3 separate regions of the Homo sapiens genome follow, and all the other regions are linked to region 3. The links are chromatin loops, found by intact Hi-C in ENCODE. Cell type or tissue: Panc1. All regions are shown on one strand.

Region 1 (2,500 bases), 380 kb after region 3:
TCTTGCTCTTTGGTAAGAATTTTGTCAAGTGAAACACTAGTAGCTGATCGGTCGTTCAGTGTAGCTCCATCAGTTAAGTGGGCCACATTCGGTCCAGAGACAGGAGACTGGGCCCTGCTATCCCGAAGGCTTCCCGTTGGAATATCAAAGCTCAAGTTCTTATGTGAAGCCATCAAAAGGTCAAAATCAGCACCATATGTCTGCATGGTATCCACCAGGAGCAAACCATGAACAGTTAGGGAGACTTCAGCATCATAAGGCCTCTTCACAAAGTGAGCATTGGTACCAAACACCTTGAGCACAGAAATGTACCGGCCATTGCTCTCAACACCAAGCTGCATACAGTTCACTTTAAATTCCGCCAGGAGGAGCTGCGACTCCACCAGAACCTCGCGGGTATGCTGCTCCAACAACACAATGCTCTGGGTTAAATTCATTACGGAGTCTTGCAAACTTCCCCGCTGCTCCTCCTGGGGAAAAATCTTTTCTTTAATCTGAGTGTCAGAAGTTTTCATTTCTGGGGTGGTGAGGAGAGCAAAGCAATTCTTTAGTGCAGATATTTTATCTTCATTAATGTGGATTTTTAAGTCTGGTAAGTTGCCTGAGAGCACGGCTCCTGGATATTTGGGATCTGAAGTATAAATCAATCGACGCTCTAACTGTAGGTGAACGTTGAACTTCTCTACCACATGTGTTGGTCCCACGTCAATATCCTGGACATGCTTCCAATTGTCTTTCACTCGTCCAACCATGATCTGGAGGTCCATAAATGACAGCGAGTACCTCTCATACATCTTTGTGCTCATTAAATGTGCTTGAAGCTGTTCTTCACTGAACTCAACTCCAGAAAAGGGAGGTGTTTTCTCTCCGTTGCTGCTGCTTGACTCGGGAGGTGGGGTGTTAGGAGGTGTGGCCAGGGGGGTCTTATATTCATCATCACTAAACTGGGTCTCTTCAGATGCTGACCCATCCCTACTTTTCCTCCTGGAGTTATCTGAAGATAAAAAAAAGAAGATTCAAATATATGTCTGCTATTTCCCTCCTCTTTCCCTTAATGTAATAATTATGAAAGGTAGAGAATCAACCAACCCCAGTTTGTTTAAGAAAACTGAGGAAAACTCTTAAGCATAATATCTTTGTTTACCATTTTCTAAGTGTGAATTTACCTATAAATTTGGAAATCAAAACACAAATATAAAAAAGTATGGACACGAAAAAAGCTGGAGGCCCCCTGACATGAGCGCCACCTGCTGACCCAATGCTGCCTCCCCACTTCTCCCCTGCCTTGCCATGGGCGTGAGCTGCTTTCACCAACCCTTTCTTACGTCCCTCTCTAGAGTCTTTTATTTCTTTTCCTTTTTCTGTGTGTTCATTTGTTTCCCCCACTGGAATGTTCTTTTATTTCAGGTGAAGTCTCACTCTGTCACCCAGGCTGGAGTGCAATGGCACGATCTCAGTTCACTGCAACCTCTGCCTCTCAGGTTTAAGCGATTCTACTGTCTCGGCCTCCCAAGCAGCTGGGATTACAGGCATGTACCACCATGCCCGGCTAATTTTTTGTATTTTTTACATTTTTATTTATTTATTTTTATTTATTTTTGAGATGGAGTCTCATTCTGTCACCCAGGCTGGAGTGCAGTGGCATGATCTTGGCTCACTACAACCTCCACCTCCCAGGTTCAAGAGATTCTCCTGCCTCAGCCTCCCGGACAGCTGGGATTACATGTGCCTGCTACCATGACTGGCTAATTTTTGTACTTTTAGTAGACACAGGGTTTCACCATGTTGGCCAGACTGGTCTCGAACTCCTGACCTCAGGTGATCCACCCACCTCAGCCTCCCTAAGTGCTGGGATTACAGGCGTGAGCCACCGCACCTGGCCAATTTTTTGTATTTTAATAGAGACAGGGTTTCACCATGTTGGCCAGGCTGGCCTCGAACTCCTGACCTCATGTAATCCACCCACCTCAGCCTCCCAAAGTGCTGGGTATTACAGGCATGAGCCACCACGGCCCAGCATCCACTGGAATGTTCTGAGAGAAGAGAGGTCTCATCTTTCTTGGTCAACACAGTCTTCCTAGTGCCGAGGTAGTGCTTGGTGAGCGGTAACTGATCAATATGCAATTGTGTGGCCCCAGAGTCCACAATCAGCTCCTCTTTCTCCAGCTGAGCAGTGCGCCAAGACAACTATAAAAATACACCACTGGGGCTGGGCATCGTGGCTCACACCTGCAATCCCAGCACTTTGGGAGACTAAGACAGGCAGATTGCTTGAGGTTAGGAGTTCGAGACCTGCCTGGCCAACATGGCGAAACCCCATCTCTACTAAAAATACAAAAATTGGCCGGGCGTGGTGGCTCACACCTGTAATCCCAGCACTTTGGGTCGCCAAGACAGGTAGATCACTTTGAGGTTAGGAGTTCAAAACCAGCCTGGCCAACATGGCGAAACCCTGTCTCTACTAAAAATACAAAAAATTGGCCAGGTGCGGTGGCTCACG
Region 2 (2,500 bases), 180 kb after region 3:
GCACGGTCTTGCTTTCTGACCCTGAACAGCAGGAAGGCGGGCTTCTCTTGCTTGCAGTAACCAGCCAGCTTGGAGCAGCATGCCTCTAACCGAGGAACAGGAAGGGCTGGCTGGTCCCAAATGGACCCAGGTGCTCAGCACTCTCCCTAAAGTGCCATGAAGCAAGACACAGTTTGCAGACAGGGGTACTCAATGAATGGGCAAAAGCTCTCTGCCTCCTTGCTTGCCCGAAATTCCCTTCTGGCCAATATAGGGAGAGAGAACATCTGGAACTGGTTTTGAGGCTCCCCAGCTGCAGAGTCACTAGAGTGAAGGGGTTTACAGACTGTCCTTTCTGATTCTCATCAGGGTGAACTACAGCCTAGAAGACAAGCTGGTTCAGAGACCAAATCAACTTTGCTTTGAAATGTTCTCCTTTCCCCATCCCCCTTGAAAGCAGAATTAATGATCCAGGTGGTGGGAAATCAAAAAATAAAAGAGAAGGACTTGGGGTCACCTCAGGTGCATTTCTGTGCCTTCATAAAAATCAGATACACCCCTTGGGTCAGAGTTGACACCAAACCTTCAGAGCACTTGTCCTTCTAGGAAACAAGAACCAACAACACTGAATCCATTTGAACTCCTGGACTGTAGGTCTTGCCTCTACAAGCCTGGAAATCGATATATATAAAATGTGTTAGAACTTGGTGGAAGCCAGTGGGGAAAGAGGCTAGGCCCTTTCAGGTCAGGGAAGGGGTTGGGCACGGAGGGGAAAGACCCATCTGGTGACAGCTACGGCTCACACTACACTATGTGCCTTTTCTACTTGGCCCCGTTGGGTACTGGGATGCAGACTTGCAAGCAGGACAAACTGATCAGCAGCAGGCCCTGGGCCCCTGCCTGGGCCTCCCCGTGCCTCTGGGAAAAGCAGGTGCAGCCAGGAGTCGGCCAATGCAGAGGCAACAGCACCACTTCCTGTCATGCTTCTCTGAGCAACACAAAGCCTGTGCTCTAGACTTTCCTCCAACTGAGGGTTTGTTTCTCCCTCTGGACCTGGGGGCAAAAGGCAGACAGAGAGGGCAGGTGCCTGTGTCTTCCAAAGACCAAGTTCCTTGGGGTGGAGAGAAGCAAGCAGGCCTAGGGCAAACTTGAAGTTGACAAAGGAGAGTGAGTCACACAGAAGGCAGGAAATGAGTCTTCAGTTACTGCTCTTCATTGCTCCCTTTCCAAAGGATTGCTCAGATCCAAGAAGCTGAGACCAGACTTCCTTCTGCATGTTACATAAAGCACTGGGAACCTTCTAGTTAGTGCCCTCTTTGTCTTGAGATTTTTGCAGATAAGAATTTCCATAAATCCCAGTTAGTCAATCATCTGGCTACCTCATGGCATTTTTAGGTATGGTTAAACAGAACCAGAAAATTTCAAAAGAGCAGCAGAATTCCTTTATACAATTTAACCTTAAATACATGATGAGGAGAACCCTCAAACAGGTACTCCATTAAAAGTCAGCCAGTACCAACGTTTGCTGAACTTCAGGATTAGCAATCATGTAATGGAGTCCAGATCGTAAGTTAGCTCCATCCTGGGACTCACTACCAGAGCCAATTTCTAGGTTTTTAAAGCACTTTGACCATGGAATCATAACACAATCCAACAATCTCTGGGTTGGCCAGCCATTTAGTCTCTTCTCCTACCTCTAGAAAGCTTCTGTCCAGGATCCGTGGCACCCAAACAGAAGCTCTCCCTGGCCTCCAAAAGGAGATGGCTATGACATACTGAGCACATGCACCTGGGACAGTCTACTGCGGAGGCTTCTTGTACTGTGTACCAGCTGGAGTTCCCAGGTTACCGCCTGGTGAAGATGGTCTTGGCAGCATGGCAGAGCAAAGATGGGTTGCAGCAGAGAAGTGTCACTGCTATTCTGTGACAAACTGGCACACTGTGAACTTGGAAGGCTGCAGTAGTTCATTATTTCAGGAGTGGAATGGGGTACACAGGGATGGACCAGGGACAGCACAGCTCCTGGGCACAAAGCTTAGTGACCTGCTTCTCTAGGCACTGGCACTAAAAGGCCAGGGTCTCTCCATGCTCAGGCCCACTGCTGTTTGGCCCAAAGAGGCCCTTGAACATGAGCCCTTCCAAGCTTCCCAGCTATAGTATATCCCTCACACTGTCTCTGTGTTAAGCTGGTGGGCTGAGGGAATTCAATACATACCCTTCATTCGCATTGTGGGGTCCAAATTTTATAGTACCTCCTCTCCAAGTGAACCAGGGTCTTTGCACAAATCTTCTGGGCTATAGGCAGATATTAAGCTCCTACCCTTCATATCCAAGAATCGAAAGGAAGTAGACCTAACACTTGGTCAGATGCTTTGGATTGAAATCATGAGGTCTTTCGATGTGAGGGACCGAGAGATGGCCCAGAAGCAGCACAGAGATTAGGAGCATGTACTCTGTGTTCAGTTGGCCAGGGTCCACATTCTGGTTCCCTTCCTTACTACCTCTGAGATCTTAGACAAGT
Region 3 (2,500 bases):
ACTTAGACTTAATAGGGCCAGGACTAGGGTGAGGTAGGCAAGACATCGCCTTGGGTGCAAAATCAAGGGAGCCCCACAACACTCAGCCATACAGAAAAATAACATTTGGATGCAATTAAGAAATCACAATTAATGCCAAAAAATTGTATGTTGAACAAAATATCAAAATTTTAAATAGGCTTGGCTGGGTGCAGTGGCTCACACCTGTAATCCCAGCACTTTGGGAAGCCAAGGCAAGAGGATCACTTGAGCCCAGAAGTTTGAGACCAGGCTAGGCAATATAGCAAGACCCCGTCTCTGTAAAAATAATTAGGCCAGGCACAGTGGCTCACTCCTGTAACCCCAACACTTTGGAAGGCCAAGGTGGGGGGATCACTTGACCCCAGTAGTTCAAGACTAGCCTGGCAACACAGGGAAATGCCGTCTCTACAAATAACTGAAAAATTAGCCAGGCATGGTGGTACATGCCTGTGGTCCCAGCTACTCAGGAGGCTGAGGCAGGAGGATCACCTGAGCCCAGGAGGTTGAGGCTGCAGTGAGCCATAATTGCATCACTACACCCCAGCCTGGACAACAGAGTGAGATCCTGTCTCAAAATAAACAAACAAATACATAAATAATTACCTAGGGGTGGTGGTGCATGCCTGTGGTCCCAGCTACTCGGGAGGCTGAAGCAGGAGGATCACTTGAACCCAGGAGTTGGAAGCTGCAGTGAGCTGTGATCACGCCACTGCACTCCATCCTGGGTGACAGAGCAAGATCCTGTCCTTAAAATATATATATGTATATAAACAGGCTTCTATTTTTCACTTGCACACTTGCTGTGCCCTGTTGGGTCCTGCCTGTGTATACATTTTGACATTTTGTTCATCATAATTGTTTTGCATTAATATTTGTTTTTTTAAACATTGCATTAAAATATTACTTATCTTGATTAATGAATGTTTTGGCATCCTCTGAATTTGGAGCCTGAAGCAAGTGCCTCCCTCTAGCCCCGGCCCTCACCTAGAAGGCTCTTTTCCGGCTTCCAAAGGGCCAGATCCTCCTCATCCATTGAGCCTGAGGTCAAATCTGACTTCTCTGATGAGAAGAGCTAAATCGGAATGATGCTGTGAGATTCTCCATGCCACCTGTGTTATCATGATCTGCAATAACTTCAGTGTCCAGCTCCCTCAGGTGACTGTCAGGTCCATGAGGCCAGGAACTGGGTTCTGTTCCCATGACAACAGATCCAGCTAGAGACTGTCCTTCGTCACTCCCACCACCAGGTGGCAGTACATCCTAATCTCGGGGAAGTTATGTACCGGGAGAAGCCCGCCTTTTCCTATGGGCAAATTTTTCTCGTATGTGTCCATGCGTCGGTCCATACATCCATATCCATTTGTTCATTCGCAAGCTCATCCTTTCATCCACTTATTCCCCCATCCATCCATCTATTCATTCGTGCATTCATTCATTCAATTCAAAAAATGAAAACAACAGGCACTGAGGATCCAGCAACAAACAAAACTTCTTGCACTCTTCATTTTTAGTGGGGGAGTCAAGTACTGAATATGGAAACCCATGAAAGAACAAAATGAGCTCCGACTGTGTCAAGTACCTGAAGAAAATTAACAAGGATGAAGCCGGGGGTGGAGACCAGGGTGCAGGGCAGGGCAGCATCAGCGCTGGGGGTGGAAACGGGTGCAGGGCAGGGCAGTATCAGTGCACGGGGTGTACACGGGGGGCAGGGCAGGGCAGCATCAGCGCCGGGGGTGGATACAGGGGTGCAGGGCAGGGCAGCAGTCAGCAAGGAGAGTTCTTAGATAAGATGTCCAGGGAGGCTGAGACAGGAATAACACAGGGTGGTTACAGGAGAATAGAAAATTCCAGGCCACGCGTGGTGGCTCACCCGTGTAATCCCAGTACTTTGGGAGGCCAAGGCGGGTGGATCACCTGAGGTCAGGAGTTCGACACCAGCTTGGCCAACATGGCAAAACCCCGTCTCTACTAAAAATACAAAAATTATCCAGGTGTGGTGGCACGCGCCTGTAATCTCAGCTGCTTGGGAGGCTGAGGCACGATACTCGCTTGAATCCGGGAGGTGGAGGTTGCAGTGAGCTGAGATTGTGCAACTGTGCTCCAGCCTGGGTGACAGAGTAAGACTCTGTTTCGAAAGAAAGAAAGAAAAAGGAAGGAAGGAAGGAAGGGGAAGGAGGGAGTGAGGAAGGGAGGAGAGGGAGGGGAAAAGAAAGAAAGAGAGAAAGAAAGAGAGAAAGAGAAAAAGAAAGAAAGAAAGAAAGAAAGAAAGGAAGGAAGGAAGGAAGGAAGGAAGGAAGGAAAGAAAGAGAGAAAGAAAGAGAAAGAAAGAAAGAAAGAAAGAGAAAAAGAAAGGAAGGAAGGAAGGAAGGAAGGAAAGAAAGAGAAAGAAAGAGAGAGAGAGAGAGAAGGGGAGAAGAGAAGGCAAGACAAGACAATTCCAGGCAGCAGTTTCACACAATGAGCAAAAGGAAACTTGAAA

The links. Peaks named below come from ENCODE experiments on the same cell type or tissue, not always from the same donor. Only the 100,000 strongest peaks of a DNase experiment are listed, where the experiment ranks them.
Region 1: it touches region 3 in a loop (4-fold over the local background); 48 of 110 quality-filtered maps call a loop at or near these places.
Region 2: it touches region 3 in a loop (3-fold over the local background); 3 of 110 quality-filtered maps call a loop at or near these places.

The regions. Positions count from the first base shown.
Region 1 is chr1:12,274,319-12,276,818 of GRCh38, reverse strand. It overlaps VPS13D (vacuolar protein sorting 13 homolog D), which reads right to left. Exons shown (of 70, transcript NM_015378.4): 19 at 1-994. Among named protein-coding and RNA genes, the nearest start is that of VPS13D, 46 kb to the right of the region's middle. In Panc1, CTCF peaks have their summits at 163, 362 and 1,281 (motif pointing left); no DNase peak of the experiment used is centred here.
Region 2 is chr1:12,479,586-12,482,085 of GRCh38, reverse strand. All of the region lies in intron 67 of VPS13D (vacuolar protein sorting 13 homolog D), which reads right to left. Among named protein-coding and RNA genes, the nearest start is that of SNORA59A, 26 kb to the left of the region's middle. RefSeq lists an enhancer at 374-892. In Panc1, no CTCF peak of the experiment used is centred here; a DNase peak (open chromatin) is centred at 1,145; H3K27ac peaks cover 2,500 bases.
Region 3 is chr1:12,657,930-12,660,429 of GRCh38, reverse strand. All of the region lies in intron 2 of AADACL4 (arylacetamide deacetylase like 4), which reads right to left. Among named protein-coding and RNA genes, the nearest start is that of AADACL4, 15 kb to the right of the region's middle. In Panc1, CTCF peaks have their summits at 1,033 and 1,264 (motif pointing right); a DNase peak (open chromatin) is centred at 1,269; H3K27ac peaks cover 655 bases.